Linked DNA regions of Homo sapiens: all the other regions are linked to region 1. Evidence: chromatin loops called from intact Hi-C (ENCODE). Cell type or tissue: endothelial cell of umbilical vein. All regions are shown on one strand. Links, peaks and the distances in the headings refer to the core of each region. The heading gives the core; the rest is flanking DNA.

Region 1 (7,908 bases), core at 1,990-6,989:
TGCCCAGGCTGGTCTTGAACTCCTAGACTCAGGCAATCCGCCTGCCTTGGGCTCCCAAAGTGCTGGGATTACAGGTGTGTGTCACTGCACCTGGCCAATATACATTTTAAAAGGGCAAATTAAAGAAGCAGCAGCAAACCGACCATTTGGTTTTGAGAGGCAAGCTCAGCCTGCTACAGCGACCTGCCCCTTGCAGCTGCCAGTGCAGCACTGCTCTGCAGGTCCTGTCATGCACTGCACAGCTTTGCTAAGTCATGCCCTGCTGCCCTCAAGTAGGTACTATGAGCATCCACGCAGCTGCATGTGGCTCCTAAAAAAACAAAAACCTAGCCTCACGCTTTGGCTATGAGGTGATTCACACACCCAGGGCTTTATTCTAAAGCATTCCAAATTAACTGAATCTTGGGCAAAACGGACTCAATATTAACAAGAAAGGTCTAAGGCCGATAAAGGTCTAAGGTGGCAAAGCCGAAAGGGAATGGAGAACAGGCCTGGAATGGTGGATTCCATAACATTGTTAATTTAAGTCAAGTCAGAAGATTTTGGGGTGAGGTCCCCTTGGGTGACTATTGGTCACTTTGGGGAAACGAGTGAACAGTTTTGAATCACAGCAACATGCGTTAGTAAGCTAGGAGTGGAATTATATGAAGGTAAGTGGCAGTAGGAGATGTTGATTGACTTGCTAAATATTTAAAAGTCCTGAAGAGAAGAGTCCACAGTTATTTACCTGAATGATAAATCCCACCATACAGAACCTTGTGCCTTCCTTTTCTCAGCTTTAGGTCACCAGGTATTCTTTGCAAAATAATGACAGCAAAGTCTTGATAATATTATCCTTTGAATGAAAATGTATTATCCTATAAAATCTTTTTTGGGGGGTGGGGATCTTTTTTCTAGTGAGCTCCAAAAGCTAATTAAAAGCAATTATCACAGAAAAGGGTGGCTTTTTGTTTTTTCACCACTGTCAATAGTTTCTTCGCCATATACTATATTTTAACAAATCTGATTTTTATTTCTCAGTCTAAAAAGCAACTGTGGTAAATGGACATCACGGATAATGATATTTTTAAAGGTGTGTAAAAGCCACAAGCTGGTTACTCCTGCTCTCTGGTGAGCAGGGATCAGAGAAGGAGGCAAAGCAATGGTGAGAGCTCAGTGCAGCTTGTAAGCCTCCACCACAAGCAGCACTTGGGTGGGATTGTTGAAACTTAGAACCAGGAGTGAATTTGGCATCTAGGCAAACCTCTTCACTTTCAGATGAGGAGGCTGAGGCTCAGTGAAGTCCAGCATCATGCTCTGCTAAGCCCCCGGCTACTGGCTTTCCTGACTGACCATTGTGAGAAGGAACACCGTCAAGTATTTCCTGACTTGTCAAAGGCTCATGATAATACAAGGATGATAGAAAATAAAAGCTGAGGCTTTAAGATGGGTGTGAAGGTTCAGCCTTGTGTTAACTGCCACACCTGCTTCAGGTGCTCAGGCCATCCTTCACAACCAGTCAGGTTAAAATCCCTGATTACTGAAATAGTCACTTTAACTTCTTCTTCTTCTTCTCCTCTTTTTGAATATATAGAAATCCTTCCCCCAAAACAAAGAGGTATAAAATGTCTGGTTTAAATAATACAGTATCATATGAAGTTTATGAATGTGTCAGTTTCTGAAGGAAAAAAAAAGTGGGTGCATATGTGTCTGTCATTGGGAATACAATTGTTTTTCAAGGATTAAATACGCAACATTTTTTTCCCACTAACAGAAATGAAAGCTGGAAAGAGCTGATATTTCTTATAGCAGCAGCAGCTACTTGCAATTAAATAGTAGAAAGTTTTGTTGTACCTCTTTCTTCTGTTCAGAAAACCAGCTTGTATCTTTGTTTGAACCTTGTGGCAAGATATGAAGATCCACGAGGACAGCAAAATTCCCACACTGAAAGACATTAATGGCAGAGTCAGTGTCTGTGCGGCTCATGCCCAGCAAACAATGAGAGAAAATCTCACAAATTCCTATGTGGTTGCTCATGATGAAATGGCAACAAAGTTCACTACTAGACAGAACTTTTAATAAAGAACATGGTTACAGGTCATAATCTACTACTTTCCCTAAGTTTAACATTTACAGTGGAAATGCTAAGGAGAGATGCAATGTTAATCAAGACAGGAAAGACAAAATATCTGTCTCTGGGCTGCACCTTGAAAGGGGATGTCCAAGCATCCCGGCAGCAGTTGGAAGACGTGAAGCATCGAGAGAAGTTAAATAGGTCAGTACTAGGTAGGCTCCACAAAAGAATGATTCCATGCACAGCCAGGGGAATTCTTTCTTCTAAGCAGCAAATAACAGATATAAGATACTGCATTTTTAGACGGACAAAAGGATTGGCTAGGACGGTACACTTTGGAATTGAAATAGGAACATGGAAGAATGAGAAATAAGCAAGAAGATAAAGATACATACTGAATGCTAGTTAACAAAACAAAACAAAATTCATTAAAGTATGCTACAAAACTGTACAAAGCCTGACTCTGTTCTTATTCTATAGGCTAGCGCTGTCCAGCACTTTAGAAAATAATGGAAATATTCTATATATATGCTGTTCAATAAGATAGCCATATGTGGCCGTATGTGGCCATATGTGGCTGCTGAGCACTTAAAATGTGGCTATTGTAACTGATAAGCTACATTTTTAATAAAATTTAAATTAAATTTAAGTAGCTACATGTAGCTAGTGGTTCCATACTGGATAGCACAGTTACAGACCCTGTGAAAAGTTGTTGCCTTATAAATCCTCACATATGAGTGAAGTAATTTCTGAGAATCACAAGATAACTGTGAACAAACTAATTTGGTAAGGAATGGGACACCAAGGTTGGGGATGGTCTGAGAGACCCAGAGATTCGGTTTATGAGACTCAGAGGTTCAGTTTTTTCACTTCCTTGGCTGGACAGTTTTGTTTTTTTTTTTTTAAATTCTGTCCTATATATCAACAGTGAAAGGAAAGTAGTTTCAACAAATGGTTAGACCATCAGATGTAAATATAAAGTGAAACTTGACACCTACCTCACGCTATATACAAAATTTAATTTGAGATGGATCACACACCTAGACAAAAAAGCCAAAACTATCTTCCTGATCTTTGGAATAGGAAAAGATTTCTTAGGATCCAGAAAGCACCAAATATTGAGAAAAATAGTTGTAAAATTGTTAAATTTTCAAAATTAAAAATTTCTGTTAACGAAAAAAGCACCACTAATAAAATAAATAGGTATGTTACAGACTGGGAGAAATGTATTTATGTATTCAAAAATACATGTATCTGGCAAAAAGGACTGGTACCCAAAATATGTAAAGAACTCCTACAAACTGATATTTTTAAAAAAAGCAAAACAAAAAACCTGAGTTTGAATAGACACTTCACAAATAGGATAAATGAATGGCTAATAAGAAAATGAAAAAAGTGTTCAATATCATTAGTCATCAGGCAAATTAAAATTAAAACCACCAAGAGATACAACTACAATACCCACCAGAATGACTACAGTTAAAAAGACTGACATAACATGAAATGTTGGTAAGGATATGGAACAACCCAGACTCTCATACTTTCCCAGTGGAAATGTAAGATGGTCTAACCACTCTGGCAAATGGGTTTGTCAGTTTCCTGTAGCTAAACGTACATTTACTTATCAACTGAGCCAATGATTCCTTCCCAGGTGTTTACTCAAGAGAGATGAAGTATATGTGCACACAAAGACTTGTATGCAAATATTCATGGAAGTTTTATTTATAATAACCCAACGTGAAGACAACCCAAAAGTCTACAACAAGAGAACAAATTGTGCCATATTCATGCAAGGGAACACTACTCACCACACTACCGATAGACTCAACATGTATTCATCTCAAAAACATTAGGTTGAGCAAAAGAAACCAGACCAAAATAACATATACTGTATGGTTCCATCTATATATAATTCTAAAACAGCAAAATCAACGTGTGATGAAAGGAATCAAAACAGTAATTTCCCAGGGGGGTAAAAAACTGGGTGAGAACTGTCACAAAGGAACTTTGTATGTGATAAGACTATTCTGTATCTTGATGGGGTATGTTATGTATACACTGCAATCAGTTCCTTTCACTATATTTAAATTATACATCAATAATAAACAATTTTTAAACACTGTGTAAAATGCACTCATACTTGTTGGCAGTTATTTAAAATGTAGGTATTACGTCCCTGAAAATGTGTGGGAGACCCAAATGAAGTTTACCAGGTAATAAACTGTGAAGCATGTTGAAAGATGGTTTCCTACGATGTAAAAGAGTGCACTTTAGTGTGTTACAGTTTAGTGTGTTGCAACCAGCATTTTATTTTAATGAAAGAGAACTGAAGATAATATTAGAATGCAATACAAAATATCAATGTGTCATATGGTTAGATCAAGAATTGTTTTGTGAAATGTAAGTAAGTGTGTACTCAGTTATGATGGAAAGCCTATTTCTTATTGTGGGTTGTAATAAAAAATGTTTGAAAACCACTCAAGTATACTGTTAAAGTCCTTCTCAACTGTTGGTTACAGAATTTAACCTTTAAGGAGTATGCTGCCACCAGGTGGAGGTCGCATGCCACAACTACAGGATCTTAGCCACGGAATATTAACCTTTCCTGTGCCATGGACTTATTTAGCCAACTGTGAAGCTGATGAAAGTTGCTCAGAATAATATTTTTAAATGCATGAAACACAACACATAGGATTAACAAGAAAACCAATTACACTGAAGTACAGTTATCTTAACGAAAGAAAAATTTGAGACATAGGAATGTATGTCCTTGTTTATTAAGGCATTGGGTCTTGTCACATAGTGATGGATCTAGTACTACTACAAATCTGAAGTGGCGATAAGCATAAATGATATCTTCATTATCTGCAACAACCTTAATGTAATATGAAAAGAGCTATAATTTCTAATGGTGACAAATACTGCTAATATTATTCATATTTTGATTATGAATCCCACGTTCATAATAAAAAGGAAAACTAAATTTACTAGAACTTGATCACAATAAAGACGTAACTTTTTCCCATGCAAGTTCACTGGCCTCTGAATTCAATCACAGGCCCATTGAAGTTCCAAGGATTCTGGAATAAAAGCCCTTCCAAAGCGGTAAAACATGTCTCAACACATTTTATTGCAGGTTCCTACAGGTGCTCTTTCCTGATTTTTTAATCTAAACCAAGTTCACTGCTACCTTTTCATTAGCAAAACTAATTGTTTTTTTTTCTTGTAACCCTCCTACCACCGCAAAACTAATTCTTTAAAAAAAAAAAGGGGGTGGGGGGAGGGGAATCTTAAGCTTAAGCAACTTGAATTGATACTGTAACAGCAGCTTGCTGAAGAATTAACCTAATAGTAAGGTCCAATTTGGTATTTTTCTCACCATTTTGTGACTTTGATCACAAATAACCTAGTCTAAGTTTGAAAATAAACAGATTGAGTAGAATGTCTCTTTTTAGAAAAATAAATTGTCAAATCTTACTGTGGTGAGCAGACTTTCCTGGGGTTTCTGGAAGCCTCCACTGTTTGGCAGGCAGTCCCCTCCCCCGCAGGGGGCTCTCCCTCTGCAGCCTGCAGTTCTGAGCTCTCTCAACTCCCTCCCACACTAGGCAGAGGTATTCTGCCTTTCCAAAGTTCCCTGCTCTCAAAGCTTTGCTTCTTGTCACTCATGAGAAAACAGAAGTGAAAAAAAAAAAGAAAAAAAAAAGAAAAGAAAGCTTCTTACACTGCCAGCAGCACAGCCTCCCTTTCTCCTCCTCCTAATTAGGAGAAGGTTATTTCTAGTCTCAGAAGATCAACTCTCCAGCTTTCTTCTGAGAGAAGCAACATGGTAACCATCACTTCTTTCTCAGCCCAGAACTGGTCACTCTGCAGAGGCCAAGCCACCTCTTGAGCAACCATCAGGCTGCTAGGAATAGCTTCACATTGCATGCACTGGGCTGCGAGTCCCCCAGCCAGGGTCTGGTCTGGCTTCTATCCCCTCCACCCAGAGGATTCAGCCAACAACAGGGGTGTCACCCCCAACTCCTCCCTTCCCCTAACCCTCCAGAATCAGTCACGCATCTTGTCCATTTTAATTTTTTAGAGCGTTCTCACACACACTTCTCTCTTGCTCTGCTGCTCCTATCTTCTCCCACTTGGAAGATTACAGTCACTTCTGTTGGTGTCCTGGATGAACCCTCAATGCATATCTGGGAAATCTCTAACCTATAAATCGGATCAGTCCACTCCTGCTGCAGCTCAGAGCAGCAACTCACAAGCTCTAATGAGGCCCATGTCTTTGTCTCCTGCACCTGACGTTTTCATCCTTGGCTTACATTACAACTTGCCTCGCTGCTTCCATGCTTGTTGAGATCCTATGCATCCTCGAACCCTAGCAGGAGTGTGGTCAACTCTGTGAAGCTATTCTGAACAGTTTCTCTTTCCCTGCTCTGGACCAGCCCATTCTTCATGTGATTATTTATTTCTACATTAAGTGACTGGTCCATGTAGGGCCCCCATCCTAGGCTATAAGCCATGGAGACAGGTCTATACCTCTGCCAATCTTGCATCCCCAGTGACCAACACACTACCAGCCCTCAGTGAATACTTAATATTTAATGAAAGGAAGACAAATGAAAAAAACAAATGACAGAACAAGTTAGCCCCAAGAATTGGGCAAATCACAGCCTTGTCTGCAAAGGGAGAGCTCTAAGCCCTTTCCAGGGACCAAGCCGTTACTATTCGGCCCAGTGCACTGATACATCATAGAACAACTTCCTCTCTCCCTATTCTGGAGTAGCGACAACTCTGCCATCAGCAACAACAAGCAGTCATTTTTCATATTTCGTGAAATGGGAATACAAGAATCTTAGGATTACTTCACTGGAAACTCACTGCCAACTGAACGTGTTGGTTATTTTTCCTATCTCTTTCCTAAGAATTCCAGAGGTGCAACTCACACTATTTCCAAGTCCTCGGAGGTGGGAGGTCTTGTCTTCTGTGTTTACATTAAATATAAGAATAAAGGTGAAAATATTAACATTTCTCACCCACAAAGCCATCTCTGGAGCAGACTCAGAACTCTTAAGAGATGTAGAAAGGTCCCCACATTCTCTCATGCACTCATTGATCATCTGAAACACCTGCTGAGTTTCACAGGGGCACTAGCCAGGCCCTGAGAGAGGGAGGGGCAGCAGCTGGGCACTGTGGCATGTGTGACCACGGCACATACCCAAGTACCAGAGGGAGCGGAGTGACAGCTCTGCCTGAGGAAGGTGAGGGAAGGGGAGGTGGTGTCGCAGTCAAGTACTGAGGAACAGGGAAAGGAGTGCAGAAGGAAAAATGAATAACGCCCCATGCAGAGAAAGAGCTCGCGTGCTTTGGAGACGGAAAAGAGTCTCAATGCAGAAACACAGGGCATTGCTGGCAGATGGGGCCAATAGGGCAGGAAGGCTCAGGCCACAGAGGGGCCCTGGACAGGCTGAGGAGGCTGGTGGGCTGGAGGGCTCTCTTGGGTAGGAGTGTGGAGCATGGGCGGGCAAGGGGAAATCACTGGAGCCAGGCAGACAGGTTCAAAGCCACTGCAGGAACCCAAATAAGAGATCAAGCAAGGTGATCTCGAGGTGAAGGGGAAGGGGCACATTTGAGGGACACTCAGAAGACAGAAGTAAGAGGATGTGGTTGGGTGTGAGGGAGAGGAAGGACAAGGGTGAGGCCCAAGGCATGTGGTCCGTTTCTACCACGCCCACTGGGTTTCCAGAGGCAGCTTACATACATGGGTCTGTCGCTGAGAAGCCACACAAATCGTCATTGGCATTTTACACCTACCTGGCATTGAGGGTATAAGGCAGCTTCAAGTAACGAGGCAAAGATTAAAA
Region 2 (7,908 bases), core at 1,990-6,989, 900 kb before region 1:
TCTTCTCATCTGTGGAATAGACATAATAGTACCTACCTTCTAGAACGATAAGCGTCAACTGCTTTGTCTACATAAAGTATATAGAAGAGTCTGTGAATTAAAGGCTTTTGCACTGCTTAAGCTCCCAGAACTCTGACACTGCTATGGCTTGAACTGTTTTCCCAGCTCAGAGAAGTGAGGTCTTAGAGACATACTTTACACTGAAAAAAATTAAATTTTATTAGTGAATCAATTCATAGCCACCACAGGAATTTTCTACCAAAGATGCATCCACCTAAATTGTCTTGGGTTTCACTGTAACTTTATTTTCATTTTTTATCCTCTAGCTTATTACCTTCAATAGTTTTTTTTAAATATTTCTTTGAGCTTCCATATTAGATGAAGACAGAGACAGAGAGAGAGGACTCTCAAGCAACTTCAGTTTCTCAGGGAAAGCCCATGAATTGATGTAATCTAAAGAAAGCAATAATGCTGTTTACTGCCCAGCAAGGAAGCTGTTTACCACAAGGAAGTGAAGACGACTAGAGTGGGAAACAGGAAACTGAAAAGAGGAAATGGTTTACAAGTCCCCAGAAAATACACACAGATGGAAATTGATGAACAGTGACAATGGAGAAGGATGCCCCAGGCAACTCTGCTTCCAAAAGTTAAAGCTTCCATCCAGTCAGTACTTAGTTCTCTCTGTTGTTTCTACATTCTTAGTGTGATCTTGCTAATATTTAAAAGGTAAATCTAAACACTTCAGAATCTTCACAATTCTACTGATGATCAGCAACTGAATGACTCATGTGAATTTCAATTCTGCTAAAAGATGCAATCAACAGAAACTCTGAGAAACATGCAAGGAAGAAAACTCTAAGGACTTGTTAGAGATTTTACAAGCCCAAACTAGGCTCCTTTTAATTTTTTCTTTTTCCTTTTGCATGATCATGAGCCGGTCCAGAGCAAGGAGCAGAACCCAAAGTTCACACATATATTTATTTAGTTAGCAAGACATTCCTATTTTTATAGCTCAAAGTTCTTAACTTTCTTGTTAGCAAATGTTAACAAGGTTTAAAATGCATAAAGTGAGCTGTGGCATGTAAAAAATTTTGGCCTATTCTGGCTCCTTCTTTTTTTATACTTATGTTCAATGAAAATGTCCTACTGACAGGCAGAATGTCTGGGCAACTTTATAGATAGTGTTCCCACCTCAGGGCCACAAGGTCACAGATTCGTTCCTGATTCTATTTAAAAAACACTCAACAATGGTAAGTTTGTGTGTGCTTTTATGAGCGGGAGCTGTTTTATAGAACCCAAAATCTTAAAGATACTCCAAGGAATCTTGCATGTATGCTGGGCTGTGAATTGGAAAAGCTGCAATATGGGGCTTGCTGCAGAATTGGAGAGTTTCATGGAATCATGAGCAAAGACTGACTATAATAATTCTCAGACATCGTGTCTACACAAGGCCAAAAAGCAGTTTGTTTTCATGGTGGCAATCAAAGCGCTTGAAAGGCATTTCAACCTGCTGTTCCAGCGTCAGTTTACCAGTGAGTGGTCATAAAATGAAACAAGGCAGAGGGAGTAAAAAAGAAAAGAAAGGAGAAAAAAGCAGACCCCACTCAAATCTCACAGACATTTTATAACTATTTTAGACACTGCAGGCCTTTCCTTCTGGGTAGTGCATAAATACGGCTTCTGAGAAGTCGCCGGTAGAATCCCCGAAGGCCCCCTAAGTATAGAAGTGAAATAACCGTCAACACCGTAATGAGCAAACATAGGGGCACTTCTAGCAGAAGGGGATTAGGAAATAGCTCAGTTGGTGGCTACCATAACTTTCTGAAACATGTTGACAAAAAAAACAGAACAATTCAGATCTGATTATCTACCTGGGTTCAACTGCTGTGGGACCAGAGACAGTGGATTATCCTTTCTGAGTCTCTGTGTTGTTCCCTCTGAAATGAGAGAAAAGGGCAAAGTTTTCTTAGAAGTGAAAACATTTACCTTTCACAACTTCAAATGGAATAGGTAACTTGAAATGTGGCAATTATCCATCGTTTTGTGTAAATGATGTACACATAAGTGTCTCTCCCACCCAAGGCTGACACTCAGCCTGTGGTGTAGATGGCTCCCATAGAATGGTACACATGGTGGTCCTGCTCCCACCGCTGAGAAAGAATATTGGGTTCCAACACAGTGGTGGCCTCTTCTACCTATGGCTTGTGAAATCTAAGGATATACACTGTCTCACAACTTGCTTTTCACATATATTATAATCTGGATCAAATTTCAGATGTGTGTGTGTGTGTGTGTCCACAAAACTGAGAAGCTGTTAACCTTCAGGGAGCTTACTCTTCAACTTGCCCCCCATCTGTCTGATCCTACTCCTCTATGAAAAGCAACCGTCTCCAAACTATTTCTAGTTCTATTTCCCTCCTCACAGCACACATGTAAGTTATTGACTTTCCTTCCTCTAAAATTCTGTTTTTCAAACATGCCTCTATACAGTCACTGCAAGTAATTATTACACCTTTTTGTCGAATAACCACAAAGCCACATTTTTGTGGTAAGTGCACAGTAACAGCAAAATGACCTCTTAACTTCATCTCTGAGCCCGTTTCCAAATCTCCGGCAGCATTCCAACACTACAGTGGTGTATATTAAAAGATAGGAATTAACTAGATTTGGAAAGTCTCATTCAGAGAGATCATGGGAAAGATAAATGACTGACGCCTGTCAGGAAATGGCAGGATTCACTTTTAGAATATTTCATACAGAATACTCTAGACTAACTTGCAGGGCTTTGGCATAATTAAGGGAAGTTACTAAACGTTTCTATTCCTTTCAGTTTTTTAGAGTTTTACAGTTTGCAAAGCACTTTTTTTCTCCTAATTATCTCATTTGAGCCTCTGAGATGGGCAAGTTATTATGATCCCCATTTTAGAGATGAAGAAACTGAGGCTCCCAGAAGACCAGTGACTTTCTCAAGGTTTCTTAGCTATAACATAGAAGAGCTTGTATGAAAACACATTGTTCTAATTATACTGCCACAATAATTTCACCTTATCAAAGGTATTCAAACAACTCCATCAAATTGTTAGGCAGACATTCTTAACTGAGGAGGAGAAGTGAAGGAAATGCGTATTAGAGTTATCCAAGGGCTTGTTTGAACACAAGTGCTTGTCTTCATCTTCCTTGCCCTGGAAATAAACATATGCCTCAGAATGGAGGTAGGGAAAGAAGTTTGAGAACATTCCCCAGGTAATTCTAATATGTACCTTCTTGTTGAAAAGCACTGCATCAGGTTTTTGTCTTCTTGCTTTGTCCAGTCCTCTTTGGAGTGGTATACTCACTATACTTATTATATAATAAACAATGAATTTTGTCCAAGTCTGCCTTAAAAGTAAAGGAACTAATGATATAAAGGAGAAAATTGAAAGACAATGTCAAACTATTGGGTGACTTATGTGAAAAGACCATGAATAATCATTTACAAGATTGTGCAGTATCCACTTCAGAAGCAACTTAATGAAGAGCTGATGTTTGAATGTATTAATCATTAGTTCACTTTTTACTGTTCTAGATGATGGCAATGTGGATTCTCATGGTCATTTGAAACCCATGGGGGAAAATGGCTCTTCCTGTATTCAGGCCCTTTGTAGTGTGACTTTGTGGCAACTCCCATCAATAGGTAGATTATTGTTTACCCCTCAAATCTGGGTTGGCCACTATGACTTTCTTTGTCTGACAGCATGTAGGAGAAGTATTGTTGTGGCATTTCCGAACCTAGACCTCAAAAAGGCCTTGCCCTTGTCTTTCTTCTCTTAGACCCTGTCCATCAGCCAGGTGAGCAAGCCTGGGCTAGTTAGCTGAAGGATAAGAGACCATGTGGAGGAAGCCAGAGGAGCCATCCATCTGGGGCCACCCAAGGTCAGCCAGCACCTCTAATCACAGAGCCACGAGGGAGTTAGCCCAGATTTAGAAGGTGAGGATATTGACTTCATCTCTTGATGCAAGGAGTTGCAGTTACATTGCAAAGGGATGCAGATACAGGGAAGGTTGGAGAATTGCAGCCACTTTTGCACAATCTACCACAACTACTGCATTGTAGCTGCTATGCACATTAAATAAGTAAAGACATATGAAACATTTATATCAGGTCCTGACAACAAATAAGTGTTCAACAAGTGTGAGCTATTATTACTGTTTCTAAAATGGATCCCTTATCATGGAGAAGGTCAAATTAATGCTGCCGTGCCTCTTACTCTTAGAAACTGACACTGAAAGTTCCCACATAACTGAGGTTCAATCTATGAGCACATCCAGAAACTCAAGTGAGGGAAAATGCAATCAAACCACATATGAAAAATCAATAGATCCCTAAATAATCTTTCCCTCCTGAATGGAAGCAACACATTTGAAAACTCTTCTCCCTCCACCCCTACCAAAAAAAAAAAAAAAAAAAAAAAAAGCAGTGCATGTTGCCTCTTCTATTCAGGCTGTGACCAAAGGTTTCAATGGTAAAGATGACTCATACCTTAAAGAACTAGAAGAATTTTTTTTATGGCTTCTCTATCCATTGTCTTGCTCTCATAAAACTGCTGAATGACACCCAAGTGTAAAACCCACCAAAGAAATAAGCGCTGGATGACATGTGGCAGATTTTCCAACTCTCCAGGAAAAACTTCAGATCAACTTGTTTCTCTGGAAACTACTCACATCCGGGGGCTGTCCCTGTCCCCTGGGACTCATAAACGTTCCTATCTTCAAGGCACAGGTAAGGGCTTCGCATTCTTTGAGAACAGCAGCCTGTTTATTTCCTCTATGACTATAAAGCAACTTTATTGTACTTCAGTATCTAAAGGAAACAGAGCTCTGGGGTAGAAGGTGCCTTCAGGGAGTCACTGGTCCTATTTAGATGTCCTCAGAGAAGTGAGTTTGAAAGATGTTCTGGAACTCTTTGAAATGCTAGTTAATTTAAAGTTAAAAGGAAGCCTCTTCTCTTGTTCATTGTTCGTGGGGGCAAGAAGCATTTGTATAGTTAAAAAGTGCTTAGAAGATTTAGCTGTACATCAATTATTACCAAGCAATGTTTCCCTATGACTCAGCGACATATTACTCCAGGGCAAGAAGCTGTTCAGACGTTGAGAGAAACTCCTTGCTAATCAGTGGGATTCAGTACTTGACAGCTCCAAGGAGTAGTTGAAATCCCTCCCCTCCCCTGTTATACACACTAAGCTATATACAAATTTGGGCAGAGGAGTCTCAATCCAAAGAGAAAAACACTCATGTGATTAGAGAAGCGTGTTTTTCAACTTTGTTTTAAACATAAAACTAAAGTTTCATTTGATCTACTGGTTAAATTCTAGGTCTGTATTTTCTAAAGTCTGGTGTGGGGAGGAAAGCCCCAATAACAAATAATTCTCTGTGCAAATAGGTTAGGGAAATATTGCATACTATGTTTCACACTTGTGCATTCACAGCCCACTGTGGAATATTAAAGATTTGGAGAAGTCAGACAATACAGAAAGATGATTAGCTGTAACCCAATATTTCCAGAAGATACGTAACCAAGGGATCCTCCTTTGTTTTCTCTTTGAATTATATAAAATAAAACATATTGAGAGATCAAGGAGTCTTTGAGAGATCAGTAGACTTTGAGTAAAGCAGATCATTGTAATACACTTAGAAGGATGCTGTTTTAAGTATGTAACACAATTCCACATCTTTGAAAATAGTATGCACAAATGTTAGGTGACTTTTATAGCTTCAGACTTCTAATTATAAATTGTTTTATGTTTTGGGCCTTCTCTCCGAATCTAAAGAAATCTAAACAATGTATTGGAAACTAATCAAGTAAAAAATGCCTGAAACAAATGATCTGTAAGATTAAGGTACATATGCATAGGGAACAGCATTGCTATAACTGAAGATTGGTAAACTGTGTCACTGGGGCCAACAATGGTTCTAGAAATATCTATGAAAGTAGGGGATTCCTCTTCAGAGTCTTCATCTTGCTCTTTATTTCCCTTGTCCCATTTGACCTCTTGCTGAACCCTTTGCTATCCCAACTATTTCCTTGCCATTCTGCAACATGTGTCTATGAAGCCAGACTGGATGTGTACAAGGTCAGGGCTAAAACACCCTGGCCCATTGGTTCCTCACATGCATACTTCCTAGTAGTACCTTACCTTGCATGCTTAATTACTTAGGGGCTTAATTACTTAAAATTTAAAAATTTTTTTTTTAGAAAAATGCAATATTATAGATATAGTTGAAAACGCTTTGACCTCATCCCAAATTCCATTTTCATTCTCACCTCCTTGATGAGTCTGCTATATTTTCTTTTAAACTTTAAAAAATATTTTGACAAATAAATATGTATTATATATAACACATTTATGTATGTGTGTATGAGATGAAAGCATAACAATATTTTGTGCCTATATTTAAAAATGTTATCTACATATACCATATTATTTTCATTGCACTGCATCTTGCTTTTTTCATTCAACTTCAGGTTTTCTATATGTATCAGTGAGTTCACTTATCTGGTACACAGTGATCTAGGGAATGACACATCACAATTCATTTCCTGTTGCCCCATTGGTGAACCTTCAGAATGTTATCTTATTTCATCATTGCAAATAATGCTTCAACAAGCATCCTTGGGCCTGTCTTCTTGTTCACATGTGGAAGATCTTCTCTGGTGACATCGATTTAAACGTAGAATTTACTAGGATATAGGGGATGGGAATTTTTAAATGCAATTCCAAACCTTCCAAGGGACCAATGTTTCAGAGCCCATTGCTTTAGGCCACATTAATCTATCCCACACGTAGATAATGAAGGAGTGAGAGATGCAGAGTGGTTCTTGGCAAGGAGGATGATTTCTGGCTATCACTCCAATAGGCCCCTGGAGTGGATACTGTTGGTGTCTTGTAGATATTCTTTGCTGGCTTGCAGACCCATCTGCCTTGCTGCTGTAAGTGGGCTGCTAATGGCTCACAGCCGCTCCCTCCTCAGAGAACTGCTTTCAGCAAGAGCCATCAGCCTGAGGGCTATTCTCCCTTAACCCCCATCCAGGAAGCTCAACTAACACTGAAGTATGAAAGGACAGTCTTCTTGCCTCAAATTAACACCAACTCTTGTTCAGGTCATGCTCCAGAGCTTACCACTGCATCAGGCTAAGGCTAGATTCCATCTCAGTCTACACCCCTACCTCTTCCTGTTTCTCTCTTCTCTTCTTCTACGAGTCCTCCCTCAATATATCATGCACACCTGAGTTCTTGTTTTAAGCCCTGCTTCTAAGGAACCTGAACCAAGACACCCCTTTGTTCATTTTTTTCTGTATTTATCTTTTTCTTTACTTTGTGTTCTGTTGCTTTTGATTGCTGTTTCTTTCTTTTCTTTTTTATTTTTTTGCTCATTAGTTTATACTAATATGAGTTTATACCTGTTCTATCTCACCTGCCAAGAAAACAGAAAGTAAACCAATAAATTCAATTTTCACTTACTTTCAGGAAATGCACTGAACTCATTCGTAGGCAAAGACTTACAGTCACATTACCCCGCCGTCTGATAGCCTGGTGGGCTGATAAAGGCCTGAGCCCTTAGTTCAATTATAACAGTAATGTTGAGCTCCCTTCCCCAACTCCTTACAGCTTTCTCTCAGCCCTCTGAGTCACAAGTTTGTTCTGCATTCTCAGAATATGTGAACATGGCAGACAGTATTGCTGTCAGTGACCATTTCTTAATAAACGAACACAATGCTCACCAAAAATGAGGAAATGCTCCTGCGCCTTGTGCTCCAGAAGCATTTTTTTTTCATGGCATTTAACGAACCTTACTTGGGCTTGCCCCCCTTGGCAAAGCCTCCCTACCTCTGGTGCAGACACAGCCTAATGTTGCATCCTCTAGCCAGTG
Region 3 (7,908 bases), core at 1,527-6,526, 410 kb before region 1:
CTATAATTCTCCTTTGGTAACTTCAAGTCCATCTAGTTAGCTACTGACAAAGATCCTACAAAGCAATAGAAAAAATGTAATTATATTTCTTTTGCCCAAATCTGCTTCTGTACCAAAATAAGAGACTTCTGCCCTTGATAGAGATTTTGACAGCTCACCCATCATGCATGTTAAACAAACTCATGAAACCAACAGCGTTAATACAGCTTCAAGGGATGAAGGGAGATTTTCCTATGACGTGATAATGCCTTATCTTGTAAAGATCACCAGGGAAGGAGATTTTCCATTCTATGTTGCACAGCATCTGTCACTACATCCAAAATGGAGACAGCAACATCTCAGTCCAAAGCAACATAGCAGGAAAAGAAGACAAACCTGGACCTAATGAGAAGCAACCAATGAATCCATCATAATTTACATATTTAGCAGCCTTGAACCTCCCAGCAACTCCATGTATCTGGCAAATGGTCATTTTTCCCATTTCACAATTGAGGTAACAAAATCCTAGATTTTGCCAAAAAGTCATGCAGCTGAAAAGTGGCATAACTCAGTGCAAAGCCAGCAACCAACGATCCACTTCTCCTCCTCTTGCCAGGGCTTCTCATATGAGCCAAAACAGAAATCATATCTACACTGTTGGGATTACTCTTGAGCACCAGAGATGATTCTTTACAATATTGATGTGATAAATTTAGTGTACCTGTCCAAGCCACAATATCATGTTTCTATTTTAGAACTCAGGAGTTGGGAATATGGAAGCATTTCCTCTCTGTTTACCTAGACCATGGCCTACATGAGAAGAGAACCATTCATTGAAAGGGTCCCACAGATATTTTGGAATATAAACTTCCTGCATAAGAAATGCACAAAAACCCATGGATTTACCATATTAGATTCTATTAAAATGTTCTATAATAACTATATTCTGTAAGAAGAGAGACAACCCAACACAGGAAAATAGAGGCCCAAGGGAGGAAATATTCAACAATATTATTGAAATGTTAAAGAAGTGGTTCCTCCTGAACCAGCAGGATCAGCATTTGTTCAAATAGGAGGTTATTAGACCACATCCCACAGACTAGAAACAGAATCAGAAGCTCTGGAGGTGGGGCTCAGTCATATGTGTTTTAACAAGCTGCCCAGGTAATTCTGATGCAGTTAAAGCTTGAAAATAACTGTGACAAAATAAATAAAGCATCAGGTAAAATATTAGAAGTGCTTAATGAATAGTACAACATGTCATCCCAAGTTGAAAAAATAAAAGAGAGCTTATCATTCCATCAGAAGAAAAACACAACAAAACAAAAATAACACATGTAAGCAATAATTTATGAGTAAGAAGAAACAAGTTCCAAAACAGTAAAGGCAAGTTTGGGAGGTGTTTTAAAAACAGATTTTTGCTCACATTTTTATAATTTCTAGTTGTAAACACTTCATAAAATGCTTCAGAGGGACGAAATTATTTGGCAGGAGGTGCCTTAAATAGTAACTTCAGTGGACATTGGTAGCTATACACTACTTGTCATTACATTTCATCCCAGTCTTTTTTATTTTCACATCTTTTAATCCTCTTCCTCTTACTCTTTCTTTTTCCTCTCCTTAGTGAGGACTTTTGCCTGCCAATAGCAAGCTTAGCATAGTTGACTGCCTTCTGGAGGTCCTCGGGTTAAAAATGTTGACATCGTCCCTTAGATCCCCTAAGCAGAAAACTAATATCTACCCACCTCAACTGCAAGTGTAGCCATTAGGAAAAGCCCATCTGACTTTATTACAGTATTTTAAATAATAATTTTCAACTCAACAGAGCATTGCAAAGTGTAGGCTGCTTTCAAATACAAATTATCTTTAAGAAGTTGCAATCATGTCAAAGACAAGAATGCTGTCTTTATATTTCTAATATGAGACCTAGTACATGGGTGAACTCAATAAAGAAATCATTCAATTAATATAGGTGATTTTTCCAACTACTCTGCAAGGGAAGCAAAGCAACTATGCTCATTTTAAGGATGAGAAACAGGGTCGGAGAGGACACAGACCTTACCTTATGCACCAAAGGAATACTAAATCCAAGCATCTATGACTCAGGCCTATGCTCATTACACCACCAGTTATAGCTATAAAAATAAAATCGTTTACAACAGCATTGAAGGAAATGCAAAGCAATTGGCTTCAAATGCCCGAAATGGCTTCCCAAGGCCATGAGCAGCATGCTATGCAGTCCAGCTGGGAAGTCTATCTCACTGACCTCTTGCACCAAGGAATTCCTCTGGTTTCTATTTCTAACTTTTTCAATTGTGCAACTCTGTTCCTGGGATGGGAGATCTGTTAAAATGCTTGAGAATGTGTTGCCCTTCTCTTGAGTTAAACCATCAATCTTTGGAAAAGAGACATTTCTCATCAGCAGTCTAAGTCCTGGGCAGAACCTTTGGGCGGATATTAAACAGGCCAATAGACTAGAACTTCATAAGAACAGGATCACCCATCATCAAAGAGAGAAAACAAGCAAAGCTTGCTCGGAGAGTGATTGTCCCAATTTTAAATAGAAAAAAAAACCACTATAAACACAAATCTCAATAACATAGAAATAACCAAACCAGTGGACCCCATAATAAGGAAAATGTATTCAGAAGACCTGATGTGAGGCCCAGGAATTAGCATGTTGAACTACCAGTACAACTGTTTCTAATGCAGACTCCATGACTACCATTGAGAAAAACTAAGGAAGTGAGGTGTATAATAGTCTACATCTAGGTCCAGACTAAAAACTAAGCCAAAATCCTCAACATGTATGGCAAACGTAATATGGCAAACGTAAAGAGGACCTTTGACACCTCAAATTCTTCAATGTCGCCTACTTAGTTGACCATAATAGTTTTCCTTCACCTTCTCAGCACTGTGACCATCGCTTCATTGTTCTCACGTCATTCTTAGTCCCATCTCCTAAACTGCGCCGCCTACCATGGAGGTGGGTCCTGCAGCCTCTGTTTTCCAGGCTTCTGTACCAGCTGACTTCCACCCACATTCACCCAATGAGAGATGCTGGCAGGAGGTTAAAGAGCAGAAAGAAAGGAGAGTACAGGGCATTTCCCCCATCCTTCTCTGTCATAGGCAATGTCTCAGGTAGCAACTGTGCCTTCTCCATGGCTCTGGTTCTTGTCAGAGAGGCAGCTAAGGCTCCTGCTTTTGCTAGGTGGGCTTAGCTTCCAGCCTCAGAGACACTACCTCCTTCTTTATGCATCTAACCTCAGGAAAGATAATGGCATCCTGCTTTTGCAAATCTTTGTATTTCTTTAGCAGCTTCTATTTGGCGTCGCAGATGTTCCAGCAACTATGTGTCCAACTCTGTTTTAAATTTTTCTGGTTTCAGATTAGATCAGTTTCTGTTCTCCTGAATGACTCCTAACTGATACCTAGAGGAGCTTTATTTCAGCCAACTTGGGCATCAATCTTGGACTCCCCACCACAGCATTTCACAAAGATGTGATGGAACTCTCATCCTAACGTCCATCACCTACTATTCACCAGTTGAATCTGGCAATGTGGTTGGCCAGGTAGGTTATCTCCTTCTCTTAGCATCCCATTCTCATCTCTCCTAAAGCTCTGAAATCAGAGACAAAACACACCCCTGAGTTTTAGCCTGTCTTCTCTGACTGATTCTTCCTGTGCCTCATATCCCCAGAATCTGATGTCTAGGAATCAATTGATAAATTCAAAGTGTATAATGACTGATGCTTTTGCATTTTACTAGGGAACTTCAATGTTAATTCCAGAATGTGGTTGAAAGGAAAATTTCAACAGGGACTAAAGGATAAATATTTTAGTACAAGAGACATCTTTCTGAGGCTTCTCAAATTATACTCTGTGGGGAGCTACCTGTTATAGTTAGCAAAGAAAGGGATAAGTCTAACCTGGGTTGGGAGAAGGAAGAGTGGTGTGAGGAGGAAAGAGAGAAACTGTCCAGCTACTAAACATCAGCTGACCTTAATCGAGTACTTGCCATGTTCAAGACACTGTCTTAAGTGCTGTAGGTATATTATCTCATTTAACTCTGACATCACCATGAGGTATGTATTAATACTTTTTAGCAAATAGGGGAATACAGCATAGAAATTAGTTATTTGCCCAGATAGTATCCTTGCTAAACCGAAGAGCCAGGATTCAAGATAAAACCACAGGGCCTGCACACCACATCACCTCCTGAAAGTGAGTCAAACCAAGAAGAAATAAAGTTAGAAGTAATAAAAGCTATCATGTTATTACTAGTAGAACATAAAACACACCTTCCTTTTCTCTTTCCTTTTTTTCTGAAGTTTTCCTGATTGTCTACATGTATAGCACATGCTGTGTGTGTTTGTTTCAGGAAAAGCCAATCACTCAGTGATGAGGACACTACAGAGGCGAGTGGCTTCAGTGGGGAGACAGCATAATTTGCAGCATGGGAGGGATCTGTCCTGTTATCACAGCCTGGTGGTGATTTTTTCAGTCTTGATGACTTTGCAAGGCTGGAGACATGCTTCCTCAGGAAGAGGGAGAGTAACAGAAACATTTCCTCTCTCTGGAGACAGGATTCAGCCAAAGCATGGTAATGAGGGAGGGACTTGACTGTTGCACAATTTAACCCCTGGCTCTAACAATTACAAATTAATAACCTAAAGTATAACTGGCATGTTCTATTCACAGAAAAAAATAATAATTCATTGAGTAATTCATGCAGCATTTACTTTACATGAAAATACCAAGGAAGACACCAAGAAAATTAGTAGTTGATAGTAAGAACAAAGAAAGATGTACTAGAAAACACTGCTGTTTCTGATTTATGCTCTTCTCTAAAACACAGATGTGGGTGTGTGTTTGGGGGAGATGCATTTGTCTAAACCCTTCTGGCAAATTGACAGCAAACCCAATTCAACAGGCATTAAAAAAAGTGGGGCCGGGGGGATTTTATTGTCTCAATAGCCAATATCTTGTTTCAGGAACCGGTACATCTAGAAACTCAGATGATGTCTTCAGAACATCTTGAAATCATGGACTTTCTTGGTGGACTCCTTTCAAAAAGGACCTCACCACCACAACTCGAGGTGACAAGATAGTGCACTACAGCCCCAGACCAATTTCTTCTCCTCTTAGCAATGCCGGTGGACAGACAAGACCACCTATACCACCTTCATCCTTGACTTCCTTCCATACTTCCTACACCACCAGCAAAAGTACTGAGATTCACTGTAATTGGACAGATGTGGGTCACATGTTCATCTAGTGAGCGTGGGTCACATGTTCATCTATTGAGCCTGGGTCATGACATAACCACCTGAAACATGGGGGCAGGTCAGCTCTAATCAAATCACATGACCTGATTGTGAAGGAAGAAAGGTCTTCAAGAAACATTAATACTTTTAACAGAAGAGAGAAGAGATTCTGGACAGAAAACAACAGCAAATGTCCAGACCACCAAATGGGCAAAGGTTAACAAAATATTTTTTAACTGGGTGGGAGAAGAAGCTATAGTAACTGACAATTATTTTTGAAGGGAGGAATACAGGAGGAAAGACAGGAAAAGAGATTTAATGGCAAAGAAATCAAGTAGTAATTAATTTATTCATTTATTTACTAATTTGATAATCATTTGAGTCTCTAGCAAGACGTAACTCCTTCTATGCATAAATTTTTTTTACCTTTTCAACTAATTCCAGGGGATGTTTCCAACCCAAGGTTTACACATAATAAAATATAGGATTTCAAGTTAAAATGTTTAATAACATGTTAAAAAGGAGTGTTCTGGTGAAATATTAAGTGATTTCAGTTCTCCCCAAATGCCCTGCTCATTCCTTCTGCATTTCCTTCCCATACTTAATAGTATTTAAAAATAGTATTTAATAGTATTTAACAATAGTATTTAATAGTGTTTTTTTCAAGAACCATCCCCAAAATTAAGTTGAATTAGTTTTCTGGCAAGAACTAAAATTCTAAATCTGTAGAATTGTTTAAACATTTTTGTGAGAATTATTGAAATGTCTAAATCTTCTCAACGTTTTAAAATTATTCAGACATGAAGGTATATATTTCACGTACGTTTCCTTCATTGAGTCAAAGAGTGTGGAGTAAATAGCAAGAGAAAGGGGACACAGGGGAAATACACCTCCTCCATTCTGCAGTTGTTCTACATTTCTCTTTTGTACAATATCATTTGTGTCTCTAAACCTCAAGCAGCTCAGGGCAGTACTGTGTCTGTTTGTTTTGGCACTGCCAGAGTTATTATATGAGCCACTTTTGCTTGCTGAGTTCAAGGAACAATAAATAATAATAAAGAGAAAGGGCAGTTTGATGGCATGACTCCGTAGAAGAGGGGAGGTCATGTGGCAGTTGCCCTCCAACTGTAAAACTCAGGTTTCACACCAGTTACAGGACTGGAGGTAGATTAAGCAAGAAGGGAGTAGACTCCACTTTCTTCTTTTTAATAACACAATAATATCATGATGTCTTGAAAGATAAATTGATGTCCATGAACATGGTGTTCAAGTGTTTCTCTGCCTGGCCACAGCATGGGAGTGGCAGTGCAGCAAAGTGAGGGTAATAGCACCAACACAGACATCAATTTCTGTTGGCAGAAAATTTTGCAGCCAGGATCAACCATAGAGAATCATTTTCACTGAAAGTATTTCCCCTGTCATATTACCTTAACATTCTTCTGATTCACAGACAGCTAATTTTACCAACAATACAGAATTTGGAATGACTCTTCTCTGATTAAAAAAATCTCTATCCTGAGCTAGATTTATTAATTTCTTAAGCTGCTCTTATGGTACAATCTTATGCAATATCCAGTGAGAACCTCATGCCTTCAAAATGAAGCATCGAGAGTAACAAAGATTTTTTTAATATAACAAGGATTTTTTTAATAACCCCTTTCAGACTGGCAGGATGCCTCCGCCCTCTCTTCAATAGGTTTCTTTAATGAGGATCACTAATGACCAGTGAAAATGTTCATTGCACAAACTGCCAAGGGTTTGGGGATCTTTCAATACGTGATACAGGTGATCAGTATATCTTCGTTATGTGGATGGTGGGGGTAGACTTGAAGAAGACACATATTGAGAGCGCACTCCTCTTCTGGCTAAAGAGGAATAATTCATGCCTCTTTGCAATAAGCCTTTAAAAATTATCACTTTAAAACTTCATTTTGTACCCATCACATAGTGGGATCCAAAGTGCTTTGACTTTAGAGTTTTGTCCTGGTAGAAATGGGGCAAGAGAGAGGCTTCTCTTCCAAAAGCCCTCATATATTCTTTATATTGGTTCTGCAAGTCGGTCTTAGATATGCTTCTGATTTCCTCAGCTCTTCCAGATTTTATACAAGCTTGGGATCGAAAGGTGTCTAATGACTTTTTCTCAAAGATGTCGGTACTCCGCTTAATTAAAGGAACAGTTTGATTTAGTCATTCATTAGAGTAGAAAATTCTTAGAGATAGTTTGATCAAAGGGAGAAGGGCTATTGGGGAATTAGAAAGGTTATTGCAAAGCTAACTAGAATTAAAGTCAGGAAGCCTTCTTCCTATAAATTAGGCTGAGGCTTAGCCTCACAGATGTCCCCCCTACACCTGATGCAGTCAACACAGCACATTAATTAATCTCCTCTGAGCCAAGCACTTGGCTTCATGTGCCATATGATAACCTTTTAAAATCAAAACTGACAGAAACTGCTATGTTTCAACAAAACCATTTCCTCTACCTCCTGGGCATACAGATTAGATAAACTATATTTCCCAGCCTCCCTTGCAGGAAGAATAGCCATGTGACTGAGTCTAGCCAATGGAACAGAAGCACAGGCACTATTTGCCATTTTCAGTCTGGCCATAAGAATCTCCCAAGCAATTCTCCAAATTCCTTCTTTACTCTTCTGTCATCCAAATG
Region 4 (7,908 bases), core at 1,700-6,699, 370 kb before region 1:
TAATCCTGAATTCTAATTTGATGGCACTGTGGTCTAAGAGAGTGTTTGTTATAATTTCTGCTCCTTTGCATTTGCTGAGGAGTGTTTTACTTTGGATTATGTGGTCAATTTTATAGTAAGTGTGATGTGGTATTGAGAAGAATGTATATTCTGTTGATTTGGAGTGGACAGTTCTGTAGATGTCTACTAGGTCCACTTGGTCCAGAGCTGAGTTCAAGTCCTGAATATCCTTATTAATTATCTGTCGCATTGATCTGTCTAATACTGACAGTGGTGTGTTAAAGTATACCACTCTTATTGTGTGAGAGTCTAAGTCTCTTTGTACATCTCTAAGAACTTGCTTTATGAATCTGAGTGCTCCTGTATTGGGTGCATATACATTTAGGATAGTTAGCTCTTCTTGTTGCATTGATCCCTTTACCATTATGTAATGCCCTTCTTTGTCTTTTTTTTTTTTTGTCTTTGTTGGTTTGAAGTCTGTTTTATCAGAGACTAGTTGGAAATCCTAAGATATATAATATTTGACTGTTTTCTCAGAGTTCTACCTCTTACACCCAGAATGTTTTCATGTGAACTATAGGATACCTTCCAGGACATTGCAGAGCCCTGAAAGCCAAAGATGACACTGAGCCTGTAATTAAGTCTCCAAGAAGGAGTAAGATTAGATACCCCAGAGCTGGAGGCCAATTTCTAGAACCCAGATGGCTCCCATGAAGAGTCCAGTTCATCTACACGAGACAATAACTTTGCTCCTCAAAAGACCATCGGGGAGGTGTATAGTCTGCTGTCCCCTAGAATCAGGCCCTCAAGGGCTGGCTCAACTTTCAATATGACTTAGAATTACACAGTACTTTGCATCTTCAAAGAACTATGCAGACTTTAACCAATTATCCTGTTCTTGGCCCAATGCCGGGTTCCACTATCAAGATTTGACAAACTCTTTGTACTCTCTGTAGTTCTGTAGGAACATAGGTTTGTCTATTTCAATCAAAACTGAAGCCAAGCTGGGACCTTCAGCTGAAGGAAGCCTTGAGGATTTAATATTTAATACAAACATCCTGTTCTCATAAACCAATGCTCTTTAACAGAAAAAAAAAAGTCATTAGAACACAGCTGAGCAAAAGGGGAAAAGGTTATAAACTTTGAAAACAACAAAATAGTTAATGTTTGGAGCTTTTAAAGTGTTTTCAACAGATAGTTGTGCAGATGTGGTAACTTGGGAGGTGGTGGAGGAGATTTCACTTCATCTGCTTTCATCTGCCTATGGGTGCCTATTATTAAAGTTTTACATTTTGTTTATGCTTTCTGTGATATGCAGATATTTTCTTTCCCTTATGAATTTCCTCTTTCTTTTCCTCTGTGACTTTCTTGCCTTTCAAGCACTGGGCTGATGAAGAGCAAGAGAGAAATTAGTCCTACAAAATAAGGCTGTCTGCTTAAAACAATATCCAGCACTATATAGGAAGCTGCAGCCCAAATCGCCCCACCCTGCCCTTTCTCTAGCCTAATCGCTGACCCAAGGGGACCACCCTCTCATTGGAGCTTTTCCTCACGGCCTCCTCTGTGAGTCATGCTTCAAAACGAGCCTTTCATGATGGAAATCAAGGCAAGTGGCTACAAATGCCAGAATTTCACTGTGGCAAAAATATCTCCACTTATCTTCAGACTTCTGAGCATTAGACAACTGGGGAAGAACCAAGACCTACCAAATACTGTTTGCCATCTGGTTTTAATTTAAAAGCCACATGGCATTTGCACTTCTCTTTGAACGACAAGTTCGATCACAACCCAGCCCTGGCTTTCCCAACCCACTTGTCCCTAGGACTCTATATAATTTAGTAATTTTGGCATTGAATGTGCTCCTAAATATCCTACCGTGGAATGGAGCTATATGATCATTTCTAAAATATAAGGGGTCAACCCTAATAAAATTGTGTCACAATCAAAGATAGAAAAAAATGAAAACAACTTGGGTTTCACATAGCATTGGCAGTCAGCGAGTCATTATTTCATGGTGGGCACTTGGTGATTAAAGTTTCCACTAGATACTTCAGCACTGTTAATGGCTGACATTTAGTAAAGCATAAAAAAACAGAGGTTTGTAAGAATCCCAGAAAAATTCCCTCCCACAGATTCCCATGCCCAGAATTCCGTTTAACAATGTATTGAAATCATATTCTCACTTAAAGGCTTGACTCCAGCGACCCCAGTGTTTTTAGCGTTTTCTTGTTTCTTAAATCCCTGTATTAGCTGTTATATATGGTGTGTATACATATGTATCTGTCCTTCATGTCCTACTGTCTCATAATATTGTATTACCATATTATTCATGATTTTATTTGTAAGAATATGTTTTGTTTTTTCTGTCTTAGCTGTGGGAAAGCAGAACCTGAAACAAGATGTGAACTTAGTTGGCTTTTTGGGGAAAAGGCCTTGGAATCAGGAGACAGAGAACAGAGAGAATGAGATAGGGAGGGAGGAAAAGCTAACACAAGAATGCATTATCAAGGTTGCTGCTGTAGACACCAAGGCTCAGTTCTATGAGATACACTAAGAAGCAGGCAAATACCTCCCAGAATTGTCAGAGTAAAAGGTAGGCCGCCGGAGTATCTACTCACCAGATCTCATCCCTCACTGGTTGAGCATCACCTCCTAGGGTATTGATTCCACAGGTCTTCTGAGTGGCACTTAAAAGCCAAATGAGCTCAAGTTGCCATGGCTTGGCAGAAAGCCCTGGGACAGAAAAGAGAAAGCCACTCAGCATACCCTTGAAATGAGAAGCTGACAGCTGGAGTTGAGCCTTTAGTTCATGGAACTGTCCCCCTCATGTGGGCTGAAATCAGAGGTGAGCTGGGAGTCTGAGATGCCAATACCAGAGTCATTTGCCCTGTGTCTTTTCACATCAACTTCGACAGCAAGTTTCTCAGGACAAAGCTGGTTTCCACAACTCATGCCAGTCAACAAACCCAGCACAGTGCCAGACATTTGGAAATAGCTGAGATAAATATTTCTTGACAGGAACAAGTTTAGAATAAATCGATCACTTGGCATGTATCCCCAATGCCTCTTTTCTCTTTTTTCATCTTTCTTATTCCGAATTTCACTTGCCATGCTTCTTCTTCTTCTTCTTCTTCTTCTTCTTTTTTTTTTGTATGACAACGAAAAAGCAGAGTTTAGTATGGAAAGAGCATTGGAATGTAAAATGTACAAGCCTGGGTTTGAGTCTTAGATCGACCTTAAACTGACATTGGGCAGATGAAAAACCTCTCTGAGATCTGATTTCCAAATCTATAAGACATTTTCCTCATGAGACTGATGTAAAAATGAGCATATACCTGTGTGAAGCACTTAGAAGCCATGGAAGTGAATGCATACGTAAGGGACATTCCTCCCCCTCATCCCCATGGACAGCTGCTTTCTAAGTATCTACTCTTCCAGTCAAAAAGTCATGAGCATTCCTACCTGCTGGGGAGTCACAAAGCACAGGGAAGTAATATAGTCTGGTAAGGGTCCTCTGCTTGCAGATAAACCCTGAGCCATTTCACAACTTCTGGTCAAAATTCTTCCTCCCAGAAAAGTAGATCTCATCAGTACCCTTTAGTAAGAAAACACTGTTATGCAAAGAAGCCCAAATCAGCCACTTCATTCTTGGAATCTTCACTTATTTCCCAAAATAAGCTTTCTTTTATATTATGTCATTGGTATCAGTTACCTACTACCAAAAATAATTCTTGTATAACAAATCATCCCCAAATTTAGTAGCTTAAAACAATGATCACCATGAAAAAAGGAAATGGATTGATAGATGAAAGGAAGGATGGTGGTGGATGGATGGATATGTGATTTAAAAAAATAAACAGTAAAATATTAGGTATATGGTTGTTCACTCTACAATTCTTTTAATTTTTCTGTATGTTTGAAATTTCTCATTAAGAAATGTTGAAAGAAAAACCAAGAATTTATTTAGTTCACAAATATATGAGTTCCTCTGCTCTTGGATGGGCTAAACTGATCTTCACGGGACTTGCTCACATATCTGCCCCATTGCAGGATAGACCTACTGGGGCCTGAGTAGTCTATGATGGACTTAACTGGGATGGCTATTCTCCATGATTCATCTTCCTGCAGGAAGTTTACATGATGGTCACAGGAGTCCCGGAGAACAAGTGGAAGTGTTCAAGGCTTCTTGTATCCTTGGCTTAGACATGTCACACTATCACTTTCACTAGACTTTTGGCCAAAGCAACTCATAAGGCCAGCTCAGATTCAAGAGATGGGAGAACAAACAGGAAGGGTGAATAATTCGGGCCATTTTTGCAATCTTCCACATCCACTCTGCTGGTTGCTAATCATTGTTTCTACAAAGCAATGGGGCCTCTACAGTCAGACTTACTGACTTCCTACATTTTTATCACTCACCAGCAGTCATATGCTTAGGACCCTCAGAGTCTAGAAGTCCTCAGATGGTGCCTTAAGATCTATATATTGGTCAGGTAGGACTTCAGACCAGGTAAAGTTAGTAATTGCCCTCCTGAAACAATAACCAGGAAGTGAAGATACTACTATTCATATTCAGGTTTGGGGTCCCATTATCCCCAGCCATCTCTATTATTCAATCCTATGGCTTGCCCTAAACCCATATATCTCCCTCTGCCATCCCTTGAAGAACACACCATCTCCCTATTTCCCTTCATCTACTGCTGTGGGCTACCCTTTATAAACTATGATGAGGTAACTGACCCATGTTTCCCAGCACATGGGTCTTCTTTCTGCCCAGCAGAGGTTTCAGGGTCCATCAAGCCAGCCATCTGCTCTCTCTCCTGGACCTCCTTATGTTCAAGGAAATTAGGCCATCATGAGCTGTGCGGTCTTAGGTCAGAGAATAAACTGTCTTTTTGTATGGAGTCCTACACACATGTCTGGGGTGAAGCCTCCAACATCATTAGCATCATACTCATAGACAACTGGCTCTGACAGCTGACAGTGAGTTATAGCAAATACAAGACTAAAAACTGGGAAACCTAGTAAGCATGGCCCTCTTCAAAGCTGAGCCATGTGGCAGTTCTTTCAACAACTGTACAAGTCTCAGTAAAGAGAAGCAGACAGTGAGAGCTACTTCCTAATAAGGACCATTGAGTTCTTAGTAAGCAGGCTGTGGAATCAACCCTTTCTTCTTAGCCACTCACCAAACTCAAAAGACTGTGAGATTTATGAGTTTTTAATTAGCTTTCATTGCATCATTAGTACCTTCTCCACTACTGCAAAGCAGAAAGGTATAATTTTATAGTGTTTACTGATCATGTTATTTGATTGAGGATGACAGCTAGCCTGCCTAGCATTCTTAAGAGCTGAGGAAAGGATTGTGAAAGCTCAGAGTCAGGAGGGGTGGGAAGGGAGACATCAGGGAAAAGCAAACACTTTTAGCTCCATATGCATGAAATCACTGACTCCTAGCCCATTCTGTTTGGAATAAAAGATATTAGCATGGCCTGTCATAGGACTGCCTTCGTTTATTAAAATAAATAAATAAATAAAGGGGGGTGGAGAAAGAGCAGGGAAGTGAAACATTTGCAACAATGATTCATTTTATATCAAATCATAGGTCAGATGTTGCCAGAGACTCAAGTCACACCCACCATAAATACAAACCAGACACCTCTGTCCACTGGACCTCTATTTAGACTCAAAGAGCAGGCACAGTTGTCATGTCTTACTGAGCCCATACACACACCTTGCTTTCTTCACCTGTGAAATGAGGGGTTAAAACTAGGTCCTTCCTCAGATGTTTTCCATCACTAATCACTAAGATTCTGGGATCCCAAAGCCAATATCCAATACTTGTCTTCTCCATGCCAGTGCCTGTGCCAGGAACTCTTACCAGTGCCATGAGTCCCAATAACCCTGGAAGGTTGGCATCATTCTAAACCCCGTGTTATTAAAGAAGAAACTGAGACTTACGTGGGTTAGGAGCCTTGCCAGGTTCTCTATTTCTCACAGCCAGGTGCAAGATGACCAGGGTGGGCAGCCTTAGGCCCCACCCACACCTACTGAATCAGAATCTGCATTTAACAAACCCCCCAGGTGATATGTACCCATGTTAATGTCTAAGAAGCAGTGCCCTAGGTCACAAAGCCACTGAATGTCAAAGCCAGAAGGCACATTCGAATCCTCTGATGCTGCATCTTGTACTTTTTCTACCCATACCACATCCATGATATCTCCTTCCAGAAGAAACTTATCCATTTAGCTCTTCTTATCAACCCTGGTCAGGATGTCATGCAAATCTCAGGATACCCTCTGCAGTCTTTCTCTTGGTATTATTTAAATCCATCAGGCACTACCAGAATAATTCCCTGGATGGTTTGCATTCTGCTGCCACTCCTGCATAATTAAATTAAACTTTTTAAAAATAGATTTAGGGGGTACAAATGCAATTTTGTTACATGGCTATATTACATAGTGCTGAAATCTGGGCTTTCAATATAACCATCACCTAACCATGGAATACTACTTAGCCATAAACTAATCATTAATCAAAAATGATAGCATTGCCAGTGGCCTTGGAAATAATAGATAAACCAACTTTTCAATGACATCAAGAATAAGGCCTAAGGATACAACCTAAAAGAGAAGCAAAGATTTTTTTATGTCTCTTTTGCTGATGATAAAGCAGCAAAGAACCACTGTGGGTACCAGGAAGATCTTTCTTTAATGAGGCTTGTCTTTGGCTTCTCTCTTGATACTTTGGCTTAAAAGACATCAGAGGGGACCTCCACTGTTAACAGTGATGGTCTCGAGACCCCCAGGCAGACCAGCCCCCCATTAGTTGGGTTACTCTGGAGTTGTAAACACGGTGCTCTCCCAATCTGTTTTCCAAGATGAACTGTATATAAAGCATGTGTGTGGCAGGAGATGATAGCACACTTGAGGCTTTCAGCAATCGATGTTTACAGACTATAATGGAAACCACAAGTTTCTTCTTTAACTCAAGTCAGTATACATTCCTTCAAGCCGCAGGCAAATTGGAGCAGGGAAGGGGGTTGGGAAGGCTTCACAGTGAGTCATCATTTCACATTTTTTAACAGCTTAATGAACATCCAGAAATGCCGCATTAGCCAGCAAAAATACAGTCCTTTTTTTCTCCCATCAAATTCAGCAATGACCGTATTTGGACGTGGGATTCCTTGAGCATCTACATTAAGTGACTTCCCTTACAGAAGGTAAGTGACTAAATGTCTAGTCTGCCACACAGTTACAAGCAAAAGCATATGAAGAGCCCATAACTAAGTTAATAACCTGCCTTGAAGTTAATAACCTGCCCTTGTTTTGCCCCAAGTTTGGGAGCAGGGAAACATTACTTCTAGGTTCCATTAATCCCCTGAAAAACTCAGCCCAGAGTGCTTGGAAAAGAAGACAGAATTCTCAGATCTGCAGAGCAGCTCTCAGCCAAGATTCATGGTGCTAACAGACAGATGGTAAATAAAGCTGGGTTCTAAGGCTACAGCTGTGTGCCTCTGCATCTCTCAGATCTATGTGTGCGATCATTAAAATTTTTTAGATCATCTAAAATAGCAGTCTCTGTGTAACCTTGGCAACTTTGCTATTTCTGACATTCTTTTATATTTTATGTACAGAGGTCACATGCATAATGTGGGTAAAATAATGAAAAATGTGTGTGTTTGTGCATGGATATTTTAATGCTATATTATGTAGTCATTAGTCTTTTAATGGCTGTTTGAATTAAGAAGGTAGAAACTGAGTTTTTTTCCAAGTTTCGTCCTGAGGCTCGCATAAATTGTCTTTTGTCTTTTCACGCTTTTTTCTCCATTTCGCCTTAATACTATAGGCCATATGCTAGCACTCAAGCCAACTACAAGATCTGAAGGATTCTACTTGTCCCATGAATCA

Evidence for each region. A loop is a pair of places that touch in the nucleus more often than their neighbours do. Peaks named below come from ENCODE experiments on the same cell type or tissue, not always from the same donor. Only the 100,000 strongest peaks of a DNase experiment are listed, where the experiment ranks them.
Region 2: it touches region 1 in a loop (7-fold over the local background); 2 of 110 quality-filtered maps call a loop at or near these places.
Region 3: it touches region 1 in a loop (9-fold over the local background); 2 of 110 quality-filtered maps call a loop at or near these places.
Region 4: it touches region 1 in a loop (2.7-fold over the local background); 7 of 110 quality-filtered maps call a loop at or near these places.

Annotation. Positions count from the first base shown.
Region 1 is chr20:10,550,246-10,558,153 of GRCh38, reverse strand. SLX4IP (SLX4 interacting protein) reads right to left here. Exons shown (of 8, transcript NM_001009608.3): 3 at 1,834-1,923. Among named protein-coding and RNA genes, the nearest start is that of MIR6870, 95 kb to the left of the region's middle. In endothelial cell of umbilical vein, for the core only: a CTCF peak has its summit at 4,610 (motif pointing right); a DNase peak (open chromatin) is centred at 4,593; H3K27ac peaks cover 267 bases.
Region 2 is chr20:11,452,328-11,460,235 of GRCh38, reverse strand. No RefSeq gene overlaps it. Among named protein-coding and RNA genes, the nearest start is that of LINC00687, 410 kb to the left of the region's middle. In endothelial cell of umbilical vein, for the core only: no CTCF peak of the experiment used is centred there; DNase peaks (open chromatin) are centred at 4,785 and 6,585; H3K27ac peaks cover 3,503 bases.
Region 3 is chr20:10,960,500-10,968,407 of GRCh38, reverse strand. No RefSeq gene overlaps it. Among named protein-coding and RNA genes, the nearest start is that of LINC02871, 62 kb to the left of the region's middle. In endothelial cell of umbilical vein, for the core only: no CTCF peak of the experiment used is centred there; DNase peaks (open chromatin) are centred at 4,497 and 6,307; H3K27ac peaks cover 1,655 bases.
Region 4 is chr20:10,922,255-10,930,162 of GRCh38, reverse strand. No RefSeq gene overlaps it. Among named protein-coding and RNA genes, the nearest start is that of LINC02871, 100 kb to the left of the region's middle. In endothelial cell of umbilical vein, for the core only: no CTCF peak of the experiment used is centred there; a DNase peak (open chromatin) is centred at 4,212; H3K27ac peaks cover 1,019 bases.